2 separate regions of the Homo sapiens genome follow, and region 2 is linked to region 1. Evidence: read pairs that join two places in POLR2A ChIA-PET (ENCODE). Cell type or tissue: OCI-LY7. All regions are shown on one strand.

Region 1 (8,000 bases):
AGTTACTTTGCTTTTCTCCCCGTTCTGGGTTCTGCAAGCTCACATTTTAGCTCCCCCTGCTTTCTTGCCATCTCTTCTCTGAGTTATTTCTGCTTTCTGGTCTTCCTTCATAGAGAAATTGCTTCACTACATTTTAAAAATTGATTGTAAAATATTTAGCCAGAAATTTCGTATGCTCCAATGGCAACATTTTTCTGTGACTTTTCTGTTTCTCTGCCATTGTCCTCTTTTTTCCCTCAATTCTTTTTTAATTGATCTGTCAGTGGTGTGCATATGATCGCTTTTTTGCCGCTCATATTTGAATGCATTGGGTTTCCTGGACCAGCTATTTGCACAAGACTAGGGGGAGGTTGAGGGTTGGCATAGCAGGCAGGGGCTGGGATAGACATTCAACCTAGCTTGTTTTCATGCTCTTAAGGCTTTATTTTTCTAGAATGCCAAGAAACCAACTTTCTTTAAACATGACTCATCTCTTCGATTTTCTTGTATAGGTCTTCCTCCCACCCCAAATCTACACTTGTTAGAAACAGAATAATTACCTTTGCTTACTCCATTATCAACACTTGGAGATAGAGACTTTACACTTCAGATTGTAACCCATAGCTCTTAAAAAAAAAAAAAAAAAAAAAAAAACAACGAAACAAACAAACAAAAAAACCATGTTTTTGCTGGAGTTTTCTGAGATGTGCCACTCTGTGTGTTTCTTCTCTTCACTTCCTCTCATTTGGCTTCTACTTGATTTCAGCTGCTGTTGGCAGCCTTTAAATATATTTTGGAGCTTGCAGATGATATCTGTCTCCTAACTTTACAGAAAATAGAATGTATGGGGTAGTCTGGATCCCTGATGCTGTGGAGTGCCAATTCAGCCCTGGACTTTTATGTGAGAAAGAAATTTCCAGGAGTTTCCATGTTGATACTAGAAGTCTAGTTATTTACATTTGAAGAGAAGGAAAAATATTGGAACAAGACTGATTGCTGAGTACTAATTGATATGCCAAAGGCATGTGACTTGTAATTTTTTCCCATTCTTTTTTAGTACAAGTTGAGTATCCCTTATCCAAAAAATGCTTGGGGCCAGAAGTGTTTCAGAGTTTGGATCTTCTCAGATGTTGGAATATTTGCATATATGTAATGAGATATCTTGGGGATGGGACCCAAGTCTAAACACAAAATTTCTTTCATATATACCTTATACGTGTATCCTGAAGGTAATTTTATACAATATTTTTAAAAATTTGTGCATAAAATAAAGTTTATGTATATTGAATAATCAGAAAGCTTCAGATTTTGGAGCAGTTTGGATTTTGGATCTTTAGATTAGAGATGCTCAACCTACAGAAAACTCTGGAATCAGGGATTTGGAATTCATTCTTAATTTTTGAGGTCACAGTCCCTTACTTTCTGATATGGCCGTAGCTTCACCCTTGCCAGCGTCAAAAGTGGGATGAGTAACCCTTTCGCACTGGAGATTTTCAGAACCTACTAGGTTACAGAGAGATGCTAAAAACCTAGGAAGCTGAGAGAAATTTCTGTTGTGCTGGATGTGGGGGGTAGATGTCACTTGAGGAGGGGGTAAACATTGAATCTTTTTGATAATTTGGTAGTGTTCAAGGGGAATGCTGAATGGGCATGCTAACTGGAAAGACTGCAGTGGGAGTAGGGTAGTGTTGGGGTCCTGTGGACCCAGGGACAGATCAGGCAGGCAGACACCCCATTAAAAAAAATCACTGAAAAAAATAAATATTTTTCTAAAAAAAATAGAGTATTAGAAATACTCTTAATGCAGGTATACACACACAACCCCATACTGACCTGCTAAAAGGTGAACTTATTCAGTTCCTTCTGAAGGAGACAGTACTTTTGATTAGAAATTTGAAAACATTCTTCATTGGCACTGATCTTACAATGTCTTGAATACATATTGTACAGATATTTATAGACTATTTTTTTGGAGCTATGCCAAAGGGCATGGCTGCCAAGGGCATGTGTCCCTTATTAAGAAATAAGGGGCTTGGTGATTGGAGTAAGGTTCCTGTGGCAGAGATTGCTAATTATCTCTCAATATCCAATTCCCCCTGCCCCCGTCCTTCTGCCTCATGCCATTGTTGTAATAACAAAAACCTGGTTTTTTAGCTCAGCAATTTTCCACTCAGCTAGAAGTCTATACTTCTAAATTGGCCAATGATTTGTAAGTAGATGTGTTTAGTGGTATTTCCAGAAGTTTCTTTAAAAGTTGAATTGAGGGTATTCTTTTTTCTTCCTGCTACTTCATTGTGACTGTGATGGCTAGTATTCTTGCAGCCATTTTGGGCCATGGTGCGGACTTGGCAATGGAGACTGTATGGAGTGGAGCAACAACATAGAAGAAATAGCCTGGGGCTTGAATCTGTGTCACTTCAGCCCTGGACTTGTAGCTGAGAGAGAAATACCTTGTTTAGGCCACTTATTTTTTAGATCTCATTATTGACAGCCAAAGCAAAACCTAGCTATTACAGTACTGGGAAATATACCTGAGGAAAAGGACACATTATTTAGTAATGATGGCTTACTGTGCAGTGATCCTCAATAAGTATCTAGGGCAAGGGCTGACCAGATTGTGAATATTTTTGACGTTGTGGGTCATAAGATTTCTCTCGTAACTACTCAAGTCTGCAAGTGCAAAAGCAGTCACAGATAAAATATAAACAAAGGAGCCTGGTTGTGTTCCAATGAAGCTTTGACTACAATATCAGACAGTGGAATGTGAATTTGGCCCATGGGCTGTAGGTTGCTAACCCTTGATTTGGGGGAGGGGGATACATGAAGTTTTTTTTGAAGACTCTGACTCCCAAATTCCAAAACCCTCTACTGGGAGATCATCCTTCCTTGAGCACCCTGTGCCCATCCTCCCCATCTCCCCACCAAGTCCCTGACTACTTAGGTGATAGGAAGTGAATGGTCTCCTGACCTTGAACCTTGACCTCAAGATTTATTTTATTCCATAAACATATAAATGAAATATAGCCTGATAGTGCAAAAGAGCGCCGACCCTTTCTTTGCCTAACATCAAAGCATGCTTAAGTGTGAGACGTGATAGGACTGAGTGAAAGACAAAGTCGTTAGACACGTTGCATGTTATTTTCTGAACAAAAACAGATCCCAAGATGTTTCAGGGAGACATAAACTGCCGAAGAAGAGCCTAATTTCATAATATTAGACAAATGGAGAAATTTTTTCTTGATTACAAATAACAGCTTGTGCCCTGAAGGAGGATAGATGTTCAGGTTAGAAGAAAATGGCGTTTTGTTCCAGCCAGTCATTTAGAACCTTCTCCCAGAGGGTCTTTGCCACTTAATCTATGGGCCACTTAACGTGCAGAAGAGTTCTTGTAGTTCTAAACTTAATGTAACAAAAAATAGAATGGTGATTACCTGTAGGGAAGGGGACCAGGTTGCCATGTCCTTTGACATCTTTGGAATATGGTACTATATGATGCATTGACTAAATGGGAGACTTGAGAAGGCAATCATGTATGTCAGTATATGAACTTGATATCCCCTCCATCACATTTGTAATATGAATACATTGATCATCTTCAGTCTCCAAGTTCATGCACCTTAAGGAATTATGGTGTTGTTTTTTGTTTTATTCTGTAACACCAGTTGCTCAGAATATTTCTTAGCAAAATGGGGTATGAGGAAGAGTGAAGAGTATCCCAGGGGAACTTAGCCATTGCCTTTAGCTGCCAACACTTCATTTGGAGATGCCAGCTGATTATTTATGAACTGTGGAGATGGACTGTAAGACAAAGTAGACCTTAATAGGTCAGATTTGGTCTGGCTTTAAGACAGACCTTTTTGAGAGTGGGAATTGGGGAGTAAAATTTTTTTTTTACTACCATCCCTTTCCTTTGATTGCAAGGAGGGGTTTGGTGGTGAAAAATGCCCCAGGTATCTGCAGCAAGGGCAGGTTTGAAAGGGTGGATTCACTGATGCCCCTAACCCGATTCTGCTCATAGACTCACTCCTTGTTCCGGGGACTGCTGGCCTGCCACTTCCTGCTCACAGTCGCAGATGGGGCTTCCTGAGTCTGTGCACTGTCAGTCAGAGCTGAGATGCTAGAGGTGAGCTCCTCCCTCAACCCCAGGTCACTAAAGGGGCCTCTCAGTTCTCTTCATCCCTACTTGAACTTCCTCATGGTTATATTCCCTTTTGTGATCTATCACTTGCCATTTTTTATAATTTGGCTTAAGTGGGTAGACTAGAACACTTGTGACCATGTCTGACAGAATTCTCAAGAGGGTCTTCACCATGAGAGGCACCTTCTCGGTGTGGCTGGCCTGGCTTCCCAGTGTGCATGAGTCATGGACGTTGACCTGGTCAAAGCTCTTCCTCCTGCAGTACTGGAGCAGTGCATTCTCCTTCCTGTCTCCCTCTCTTCATTCTTTTTTCCATATGTTCATTCATTTTCACTTTGTCAAATTACACCCAATAAAAATGCCAATGCATACAAATTTGAAAATAGAAAAGATGAGATTCACCCATCATCTCAACACCCGAACACAACAGCTCTTACACTTTTACATTTTCCCAATCATGACTGTTTTCCATATGTGCGCATCAGACGAGTTTTCGGCCCTTACATAGAGAAGTTGGTATATGCTTTGCATTGTCATCCCTTGGTCTTGGGGAGGGTTTTTTAACCTCTGCACTACTGATATTTTGGGCCTGGTAACTCTTTGTCCTGTGCATTATACGATGTTTAGCAGAATCCCCGGCCTCTACTCACTAGATAGCAGTAACAACCTTCCTACCGTGCACGCGCACAGACACACACATACACGCACACACATGACAACTAAAAATATCTCCAGTGCCCCCTTGGTAGGCAAAATTGCCCCCAGTTTGAGAACCACTGGGATTTTCTTTAATGGAGAATGTCTTATGCTTCTTATAAAAAAAGTTTCATAAAATTGTACTTCATTTTATGTTATGAGCAGTGGGGAGAAGGGATAGAACACATCACAGGAGGAGGTGTTCTAGTGGGGGCTCTTGTCCCAAGGAACAGAGAGACCCACTTGTTCAAATGTAGGACAAGCTGGACAAATTAACCAGGCTTTGGAAAGAGCAGGAACTGAGGCAGTTGAAGGGTCTGAGCTTCACTCTTTCCATGGTGTCACCACTTCCCTATTCCATTTCATTTTCTCACACTTATTCTGTCTCTCCCCACCTTCCCACCATGTCGTTTCTGCTCTTTTTTGTCTTATACAGAGTTCAGAATACCCCACCTGGGCCCCGAGTCCACATGACCTTCACTGTCCAGCAATCAGCACCAACTTCAAGTCCCTTGTGTTATTCTGATGGTCTCAACAAAGGGACCGGATTAGCCCAACTCAACTTTTCCTGCTAGATCAGAGGCAGTTGGTGGATGGGCTCCACTTGAGTCAGATGCTGCCCAGGGTCTAGTTAGCCACGTGGGTCAGGTGGACAGGCCTCCGGCCTTCTCCTATATGTCAGTAGGTTTACTGTTCTTACACATCCTTCTTTATTTTCTCTTTCACCTGAACTACGTAGCTGCTGATTTAGGCACCACCACTTCTAGCCTTCCTTAAACTTCATGCAAAGAGATGTGCCATAAATACATTTGCCAATTGATTCTTGAGTTCTTGTGCTGTGGAAAACATTGGGCTAATTGCTGTGGGGTCATAAGGGTATGGAGGCAAGATTCTGGGGTGTTTGTTTGTTTTTGTGTTTTGAGACAGGGCTTTGTTCTGTTGCCCAGGCTGGAGTGCAACTCCTAGGCTCAAGTGGTCTTCCTACCTTAGTCTCCCAAGTAGCTAGGACTACAGGCATAGGCCACCACACTTGGCTAACTTTTTTTTTTTTTTTAATAGAGATGGAGGTCTTGCTTCGTTGCCCAGGCCGATCTTGAACTCCTGGCCTCAAGGGATCCTCCCTCCTTGGCCTCCTAAAATGTTGGGATTACAGGTGTGAACCACTACACCTGGCCAAGATCCCGGTTTTTATGGAGCTAAATAACATGCGAAAAGTGAAATAGCAATAAAAAATATGATGTAACAAGGCTGGTTAAGCCTAATGAATGGCCTTCCCAGTTTCTTGCATGTAATTAACACTCAGGAAACTTTGATTGACTTGAAATGGAAGGTACCCATCATCCAGGGCTGCAGATTCAGAGGAAAGAGGCCTTCAGTCTGGGAAAGTTTACCAAGGAAACCGAATAGCAAGCTGTGTATGTCTGTCTCCCTTCTAATCCCTTATGAATGGGATGTACACAGTCCCAACTCTAGTTAATGTGTGTGAACTACCTGTCATAGAAACTCAGCTTCCAAAAACTGTTGCCAGGATAGACCCACTCATGGTGGGTACTTTAAGACAAAGGGAATTTATCTCAGGATACACCTGAATCAAAACTGGAAAGCTCTTCAGAACTGAGGGAAGGTCTAAGGGCCAGAGACCCTCAGCCTCTGGGTGCCTCTGGCTCTGTTTCTGTCCTTCCTTCTGCTGGCCAGTCTGTATCCTCTACTTCCCCACCATACACACATTAACATCTCTTCTCTTTCTACATTACCTGCAGTCTTTTCTAGCCAGTCTGCTTCATTATCCAGTGCAAATTCTGGAGGGAAATAGCCTGACTGACTGAGCTAAACACCATCATGCCTTTCAGGCAGATCCCCTTGCATCAGGCTGCCTCCTGGGGTGCTGGGCCACCTGCACATGGACCACCGTTGGGTTAAGAATCCATTGTCAATCTCACTAGGGGCCACTTATAAAACAGCCCAGCCCTACTCGCCAGAGCAGGAAGCCCTCGGCAGAGCAATTTCAACCTGGAGGGCTCATCAGATTTTTTACACCGCCTTCCTCTTTCTCCGACCTGCCACCGGTCAGCTCCATGTGTAGAACTCTGTGTAACTGCAGCTTATTGTTGGCTCATTCTTAGCTTTTATTCTCTATTTGCATTTAAACTTTTCTAGGCTATTCCACATGATGGAAACTCCTTAGAGGCCTGTGGCATAGTAAGTGCTATGGTTTGAATGTTTGTGTTCCTCCAAAATTCATGTCAAACAGGAATCTCTATTGTGTTGGTATTAAGAAACGAGGCCTTTGGGAAATGATTAAGTCATGAGGGCTCTGCCCTCATGAATGGGATTCGTGCCCTTATAGAAGAGGCTTCAGAGAGCTGCCTGCTCCTTCCATCTCTTCCACCTTGGGGAGGACACAGTGTTCGTCCCTTTTGTCCTTTGTCCCTCCGCCATGTGAGGATGAGTAAGAGGAGCCAACTATGAAGTGGAGAGAGACAGCCTTCACCAGACACCAAATCTGCTGGCACCTTGATCTTCGACTTCCCAGCCTCCAGAACCGTGAGAAATGCGTTTCTATTGTGTATTAATTACTCAATCTAAGCTACTTTGTATAGTGGCAGGAACAGATTAAGACAATAGCTCATTTTCGTCTTCCTGCAATGTTTATATCAGTGGAGGGAGACTTACTACATAATGCTTGCTGGATGGTTAACTAGTGCTTCTTCCTTCCTTAGAGGAACTGTTATTCAATGACTGGAAATAGTTTATGAGAAGTAGAGTCCACGTAGTTTAGTGGAAGAGCTCAGAATTTAGAATTGGAAGGCATGGGTGAGTCCTGACTTTCACACCTTAGATGTGTGATGTTGGGACTTTTGGAGCCTTAGTTTCCTCATCTACCACCAGGAGTAATGTCATCCATAAATGGTAGCTAGGAAAACTAGATGACACTATCTATGTGAAATGCTTTGAAAATTTAAGACAGTTTCCAAAAAACGAGTTAGCTATTAGAGTAAAAAGCCAGTGTCATAGTCAATCTAACTTGTACTTTAAAATAAAGAATAACCTCAGTACAACTGGGAGCCTTGGACTTGGCAGCCAAATGCATATAACTGGGAAGTTGGGATAATGAAGGGAAACAGAATGAGACTTTGTATAAAACTGTCATTTGGAAATGATGCATGTTATTCCTGCAATTTAAGGA
Region 2 (8,000 bases), 91 kb after region 1:
CTCCTCATTGGTGATCATTATCTTAGTCCTCTGTGTCCAGCAGTGACGTATTTGTTTTACTCCATCTGTTAGAGAAGCAGTCCCCAACGTTTTTGGCAGCAGGGACCAGTTTTGTGGAAGACCATTTTTCCATGGATGGGGTGGGTGGGGATGGTTTCAGGATGAAACTGCTCCACCTCAGATCATCAGGCATCAGATTCTCATAAGGAGCACACGAGCTAGATCCCTCGCCTGCGCAGTTGACAATAGGGTTCTCACTCCTATGAGAATCTAATACTGCCGCTGATGTGACAACAGGCAGAACTCAGGTGGTTATGCTCACTCACCCAACCCTCACTTCCTGCCACGCAGCCTGCTTCCTAGCCGGACACAAACGGGTACTGGTCCACAGCCCGGGGGTGGGGGACTCCTGTGTTAGACGACAGCTCTCTGAGGGCAGGGGCTGAGTCTTGATCACCATCATGATTCTCCCACATAGTATGCTCGTGGTCAGTAGTTCTAATCTTAAAGTTGGCCAGTGCTGTCCCCATTACTCTAGGGCCCCTTCCCATTCCATGGCAGCATTGCTGACTTCTTATGGACTGGAGGCTCACAGGGCCTGGCTGGTAGGTGCTACTTACCCTGCCTGGGAGTCCTGACAGTAGCCCAGGGAGGTTCTTTTAAACTCGTGGCTACATCGACTGTTGGGTTTCCTACAAGGAAGACCATATTTAGCTTTTGAAGGAGGCCTTCAGCTGCTACCCCAAGCAAGCCAGCTGCGAATCACTGGCCATGTTTTAACTTTCTGTGTTGTTGCTCCTTGTGTATGGACTGAGAAATGCATTCAGCAACTCCTCCTTCTGTTAATCCTATTGCTACATCTCCAGCCTTGAGATTTGCCAAATATTGCTGAATGAAACACTCAGAACAGCATTCAGACAAGGCTTTGTGAGACTTTGATGTGGTCTGAGAAATTTCGAGCTTTCCATCCGTTGATGGGGCTCCTGTTGTTTCCATGTCACAGTCAGCGGAGCTGTGATAGAGTCTGAGCAGCAGCAGCTCAGCTTTCTCCAGCGCGCCTTGATGAACCAAAATGTTTTGTTTTTGTTTTAGCAGAGGCACGATCAGCACAGAACCTGTAAGCACTTGCTTGCTCTCACTCACTTCTATTCTTCCATATGTGCTTTTCCTGCATTCTTTTATTAGAGACCTGTTGGATATCATCATCTTGTTGCCATATTTGCCGAAAGGAATGAATGTGTCTGTGCAGTTTCCTGTTGATCCCTGTCTGGAGTTAGCAGCATGGACCTACCCCAAGCCGAGCTGGCAATGAGGGTTTCACTCATAAAAACGACTCCTCGTTACCAGTTGAGGACCAACCATTATTCCAATATTACATGGATTTGAAAAACAGATTCAGCACCTGAGAATAAAGTGGTACCAGGGCCTTTCACAAGCCGCTAAGCATCTGAAAACCTTGGTGCTAGTTCAGGCTTCCCCACTTAGGAACACGTGGCCTAAGGGGAGGCGTAGACGGTTGCAACTGGATCAGAGATATTGTAGATAATTCCTTACAGCCCAGGCCCACAGACTTGCTCACAGTCACCCAGAATACTCTGGAGGAAAGCCAAAACTAGAGCTCAAGTCTGTATGGGTCTAGTTTAGGACTCCGGGCAGCATCAGGCTCCCTCTCATTTCACATTTTCCAACACTAGTATCCTTGTGAGTGGAGCATGAATAATACCTTTTCTGCCTCCCCAGGAGGGGAAGGGCAAATCTGAGCACACATGCCAGTCTACTTTGAAAATCCTGAAGCCCTACACTGCCAGTGTGGAGCAGCCACGTCCTTCCGTCCACGTGTCCATCCCCGGCGCACATCTCACAGAGCCCCATCTTGTCCCTGGGTAGCCTCGGGGCCCCAGACAGGATGAATCTCAGGCCCTGCCATCGGGGCCTCACAGTCCAAAACAGAAGGCCGGAGTTGAACAAGCAGCGGGGTGCCGCCGTGGGAGCCCGGGGAAGAAAGGCTTGGCTACTAATTCCTTATGGCTGTGGCAAATATCATGGAATCTTAGGGACTGCCTCACAGGGAAGGTGCCATTGGAATTGAACCTTGGAGAATAAGCAAGAATTCCCCCAGGTGGAACAGGTCAGAGGGGGCTACTGTGGGTAGGATGAAAACATGTGGGCCTCAAAGTCATGGTGTGGTTGTAGAACAGTGAACTGTCTGGGTGGTAGAAGGGCCGGGTAGCAGAGCTTTGTACAACATTGCCCTGGAGGTAATGATCAGTTATTGTAGAAAATAGCCCCTTAATTTTGTGAGAAATTTTCATTCCTTAGATTTGCCCGGGAGATGGGATTTCCTTATGGGTTGAACCTAAATCTTGCATTGGATGGATTTTTCTTTTTTCTTTGTTTTAGCATCATTTCACTCTCTTATCAGGATGTGAGATCCAAGGGGACCTGTCACTGGCCAGCTCACACATTACTCAGGAAGTCCTACATGATCAGTGAGCTCCAGTTTGTCCTGTGGTCCCCTAGGCTGTGGGAGTCCACAGCTATGGCCCCAGGCAGGTGTCCTGAAGGGAATCAGGTGAAAAGGGGGCTCAGTCATGGAAACTACTTCAGTTTCATCCAGCAGAGATCTGTAAGTGGCAACCAAGTGTAAAGCCTCTGGTCAAACCACTCAAAGCAGGCTTCCTGCTGAAGCTGAGCTCATGACAATCCCCCCAAATCCTTCTACACCCCCACACACCCTTCCCTCACTTTATGGTTTTTAGAGACAGGGTTTTGCTCTTTTGCCCAGGCTGGAGTACAGTGGCACTATCATAGCTCACTGTAGCTGTGACCTCCTGGGCTCAAGCCATCCTCCCACCTCAGCCTCCTGAGTAGCTGGGACTACAGGCATACACCACCACACCCAGCTAATTTTTAAATTATTTTTTGTAGAGACGGGACCTCACTATGTTGCCCAGGCTGGTCTTGAAATCCTAGCCTCAAGTGATCATCCTGCCTCAGCTTCCCAAATCAGAGACCCTTTCCCTTCTTAAAGATGAATATATTAATTAACTCTAAAGCCAGGGTTGCTGGCCCTCATCTGTCTTAATGGGACACTTCCTCCCTTGTCGTGAACAACAGTAAACAGGTCTTGAAGAAGCTCCATGTCTGAAACAAGGAGTTCCACGGTCATTTATGGTTGCTTCGCTAATTAGAAGTCTTTTTTAATGAGGAGAAACATTTTCATTTCTCGAAGGGCTTTGTTGCTTTGGGTGGGCCAGAAGGTGTGGTTGGTGGGAGGTGTGGAATGAGACTGAAGGTGGGGTTGAGGCCATAGATGCTGAGACTGGACCTTACCCTCAGGACAGTGGAGGCCTGGCAGGTGGGCCCGAGCAGAGGAGGGCAGTGCCTCTCCTTGGCACCTTTTCCATCCCAGCTGCACCTGCCCTCACAGCTGGTTGAAGGAGGACAGAGAATGTGGTCTCATTAACTCACTTGGTGATGGCTTTGTGGTTCTTACTGCAAACTACAGGTAAATCTGCCAGTTGGAGGAACTCTGATGTACACAGTGAGCTGCTTGAAGAAAATTTTCTTTGCACTCACCTTTGGAAAGTATTCTTTCCTTTAGTGTAAGGTTCCTGGATTTAAAAAAAAAATGGTTTGCACATCTTTAAAGCCTACCTCACTGTTTTAGAAGGAAAGTTTCTTAAGATCGGAAGACAATGACATTGAGACCAAGAAGAAAATTATGGTCCCCTGTTGATGTTCCAAGAGGGTGTGTGTGTGTGTGTGTGTGTGTGTGCGCATGCACGTGCATGTTGGGGGGGGTGGGGTTGTGTGTGTGTGTGTGCGCGCGCGCGTGTGTGTGTGTGAGATTCTGATGTAGTGGAGCTGAAGGAAAGATACTGAGCAGAGGCCCGGGGGCATTCCCAGCCCTATTCTCCACCTTCCACCCTTGTTAGCCAAGTGGGTTTTCAAGCTCTTGGTGAGTGCTCATATTAACCTGCACTTCTTAGCTTGCCCAGGATGAGGGGGATCTCCTGTGAAACTAATCGTTCTCCTGGGCTCTTGAGGCTACTTGTGCTGCCACGCATATCATTTCTATGGGCCATTTTCATTTAAAACCCGTGGTGGCTGCTGGCCAACGCAGACCCTTGTCTCCTGAGATGAGTGGTTGGGCCTGCCCAGCAGCCCTCCCTGCAGCCACCTTCTGATGGTCCTGGAGAGCAAGTAGGAAGGCCTTTGGCTTTCAGAGCCTCTCAGTCTAATGCATTCCCATTTTGCACCACCAGCAACCTCATATGTGATAGAGACAGATGAGCGCCGCTGTACAACGCAGCATGGTCCAAGCCACATCCCTCCCTTGGTCAGGAGATTCACTGTGGGTCACTGACTGTGATGAGACTACTTAGCATCCCAGGAAAGTCAGTCTCATTGCTAAATGGGACCCTTTGTGTAGTAAATGTTGGAGTCAATTAGAAGTTCTACTCAGGCCAAGATAGAGTCACAAGGACTGGATTTACCTTCCCATCTTAAACAACTAAAAACTAGGCAAAATAAGTGCAACAAGGGTTTTCAGACATTGGACATAGAGTAGTCCAGGACGGTGGTCGCTGAGAGGGACAGCGATGGAGGTGAGCCCTGCGGCTTCCCCCGCTCACTTCCCCGGGGGGCTTCCTAGGCCACAGCACGGGGAGGGGACCCCACACAAAGCCCAGGAGTCTCTCAATTCACAAGACAGAGATAGGAATCTGGGACGCGGAAGCATCTGTAATTCTCAAGGCAGAGTGCCAGACAGGCAAGAGCTGCCCAGAGAGAGGGCTCTGGATTTCCGGAGAGGATCCCCTGGTCCTCGGCTGGGCACTGATCGATATATGGGTGAGCATAGGGGCTCACGTGGCAACTGCGGAAAAAACTCCAGAAAGGACAGGCAGAAAAATCTCTGAGCTCATGTGCATCAGGGAATAGTTTGTGCTCCCAGCAGCCGCGGGAGGATGAACTTTGGGTATGATACTCAGAAGGGTATTACTTCAATGGTGGCGAACAAACAGCCCTGGACTGAAAGCTGCTAACAGCTTAAAAAGCAAGTCTACAAGTCTTCTTGGAGAAGTGATTGATTCTAGGACTGGGCCAGGAAATATATAAGCCAATAGTTAATGCAGTAATAATATAATACAAATATCTCATAATGCCAGAAAATAAGAAAGTGCTCCAAAAAGGCCACAATATTGGGGAATGGGGGAATGTCAAAGGGGAACAGGAGCCAACTGAAAGAGTTCCAACAGCCAGACTGGAACACGTAAGAAGCAAAATAAACAATAGAGTGCTGGATTATAACACAAAGTATAAAATAAAAATCCATCCGATTATACCAATATAAATGAATGCGGGATGGATGAATGAATGAATGAATGAATGAATGAAGAGAGAAATCTCCCATGCACAGGAATTCCAAGTAATTCATACTCTTCCCCCAACAAGGTGGAACATAACTCCCCACGCTTTAGTGTGGGCTGTACATAAAGGCTTCCTTCCAGAGAGAACGGGTTGGAAAGGGAGGAAAGAAAGTAACTTCACAGTGGAGGAAGCTGACGACCACTGCTTCCACCACGTGACCAAGGCCAACGTCAAGAGTGAAGCCAGGCTGACAGTATGTCCCCTAGCTCTGGTGTGATGAGAATGGTACTCAACCTCTGCGATCTTCCACAAAAAAGAATCCCATAACCCCGGTCTAATCACAAGGGGAAAAAATAAGACACATGTCAATAGAGGGCCATTATGCAACATTCCTGACCAATGCTCCTCAAAATAGTCAATGCCACCCAAACCAAGGGAAGTCTGAGAAGGTGTCACAGCCAAGAGAGCCTGAGGAGGCATGACAACTAAATGCAGTGTGGGATCCTGGACAGGAAGAGGACAGCAGGGGAAAAGTGAGGGAATCTGAATAAAGCGTGGATGCTGGTGAAAATAATGTAGTGACGTTGGTTCACTCCTTCTGACTAACATACTCGTGTACCAGGCTAATGTGTGATGTTAATATCAGGGGAACCTCAGTGGGGGAAATATGGGGACTCTGCAGTATCTTTCCAATTTTTCTGTAAATCTAAAGCTTCTAAAATAAAAAGTTTATTAAAAAGTAATTATATAAACTTAATTACATAATTAAAACAAAGGCAATAAATATTTTTTAAAGCGTTCACTTTACCAGATTATTTTAAATATTAAAAAAATACCAAGATGAAACAAAATACACAGCACAGCTGAAGTAGCTACCTCCCCCTTATTCTTTACCTCCTTCTCCTTTCCATCCTCACTATGACAGCCCTTCCTAATATCACAAGTGATGTTAGTGGCTCCATAGAGTAACATAATGAATTTAGATTGAAAAACCTGAGTTACTTCATTACAAAAATAAATCAGGCCACTCAGTGCCTTCAGCTTGAGCTATCCCTTGAGATAAGCAGTCAGCCTGTCCAGGACCCTTCTGGTTTCCAGGCCTCCCAGTCTCTTGCGAGTGGCAAGTGTCCATGAGGGAGTGGGTAGGTCTGGGTACCTGGCATGGACCTCCATGGCTTCTGCACCCACCTTTTAGAACCACCGTTTCCCCTACTGTTCACCTGCTGTTCACTTTCCATCTCCTCAGCAACTCGGAAATGTAGACAGTTCCTGTTTCTCATGTGAGACACACAGGGCTAGGAGAAGCGAATTCACTCCCCTACTTACAAAGCTGGAAAGCGGCAGAGCCAAGCTTCCAGCTAAGGCACGTCTGATCATAAAGCCTGCAGCCTTTCTGCTGCAGCACCTGCCTGTCTTCCAGCTCCCTCCCCACCTGTCCCAGTCCTTGCCGTCCTTGCTTTGTAATCCTGAACAGCTTGGCCTAGGGAGCTCCTGCACTCACACTGCCAAATCACTGCTCTGTAGCTGCTGTGGTCACACAGACACAGTCAGGCATGCACAGAGGAACCTGTTACGAATGCTTAGTCCTGGAGCTCACACAGTAGACACACCTAGCTGTATCTAAAATGGAGTGTACAAAAAGCGTACCTGTAGAACTTTCACTGTCACCGTTGTGATCCTTCCATCTGATAAGCTTTCTGGAAGTAAGAGAAAGAGCCATGTTACAATGTACAGTGTGTGCCCTACCTTATCCTGACCTTTGCCTCCAGTGTGCAGTCACAAACCTTTAATGGTCCTGGCAATTTGGCATTATGGTGGAGCTGCTGATTTGTGATTTTGTCTTTAAACTTTTACTCTCTTTAACTTGACCTGGAAATGGATACATTTGACAGGGAAGAAGGCAAGTTATACACAGTGTATGTCAGGTTACACTATGTACCTAGAGGTGGTAGCGTTTTGGTTGTAAAACATCAGTGTCAATGTTGTATCTGGGCAAAGTAATACAGTACCCAGTTCTATTTCAATTTCCAAACCAGGGGAATACAAAGAGCTTATGCAAGTCAATTGTAAAATCACTACTTATTTTGGCAAATGCTTAAAAATGTGTGAATTCTGGATATTATCACAGAAAAATGAAGTTTATTTCTGGCTCATTCTTTTGTAGGACAGACCTGCTCACCTTACAAAAGGAATAGAGGTCTGGAGACGTTGACGCTTAGGAAAATAAATTTAATTAACACCACCTTTATTTTTCACTATAAATGACAACCTCTTACTCTTGTAGCATAGCAAATGCAGGCACCCACAGAAATTCAGGACTCCGGATTGCTTTGCTAATCCTGGTGTGTCCATGGGCAGGTCTTGCATGTGAGTGAGCATTGCTCAAGGTGCAAAGAGCACCGCTAAGCAGCACCGCAGAGCTTTCAAAGGGGCTTTTGCATATTTGCACAGGCCATTGTTGCAGACAGGAGGGTGGCGCTTTGAGCAGGAGCCCCAGGATGATTCGGCCCAGGTGTAACACGGCCCCTCCCCAGCCAAGTGGCAGCCCCAGAGAACAGTGGAAAAGCATATTGCCGTCTTGCTCTACTGTGTTCTCCAAAGACATGAAATTTAGTCCATATGTTTAA

Evidence for each region. Peaks named below come from ENCODE experiments on the same cell type or tissue, not always from the same donor. Only the 100,000 strongest peaks of a DNase experiment are listed, where the experiment ranks them.
Region 2: POLR2A ChIA-PET joins it to region 1 with 6 read pairs; 3 of 35 experiments call an interaction of 5 or more read pairs at or near these places.

What each region holds. Positions count from the first base shown.
Region 1 is chr6:5,615,403-5,623,402 of GRCh38, forward strand. All of the region lies in intron 6 of FARS2 (phenylalanyl-tRNA synthetase 2, mitochondrial), which reads left to right. Among named protein-coding and RNA genes, the nearest start is that of FARS2-AS1, 160 kb to the left of the region's middle. In OCI-LY7, no CTCF peak of the experiment used is centred here; a DNase peak (open chromatin) is centred at 4,049; H3K4me3 peaks cover 607 bases.
Region 2 is chr6:5,705,921-5,713,920 of GRCh38, forward strand. All of the region lies in intron 6 of FARS2 (phenylalanyl-tRNA synthetase 2, mitochondrial), which reads left to right. Among named protein-coding and RNA genes, the nearest start is that of FARS2-AS1, 250 kb to the left of the region's middle. In OCI-LY7, no CTCF peak of the experiment used is centred here; no DNase peak of the experiment used is centred here.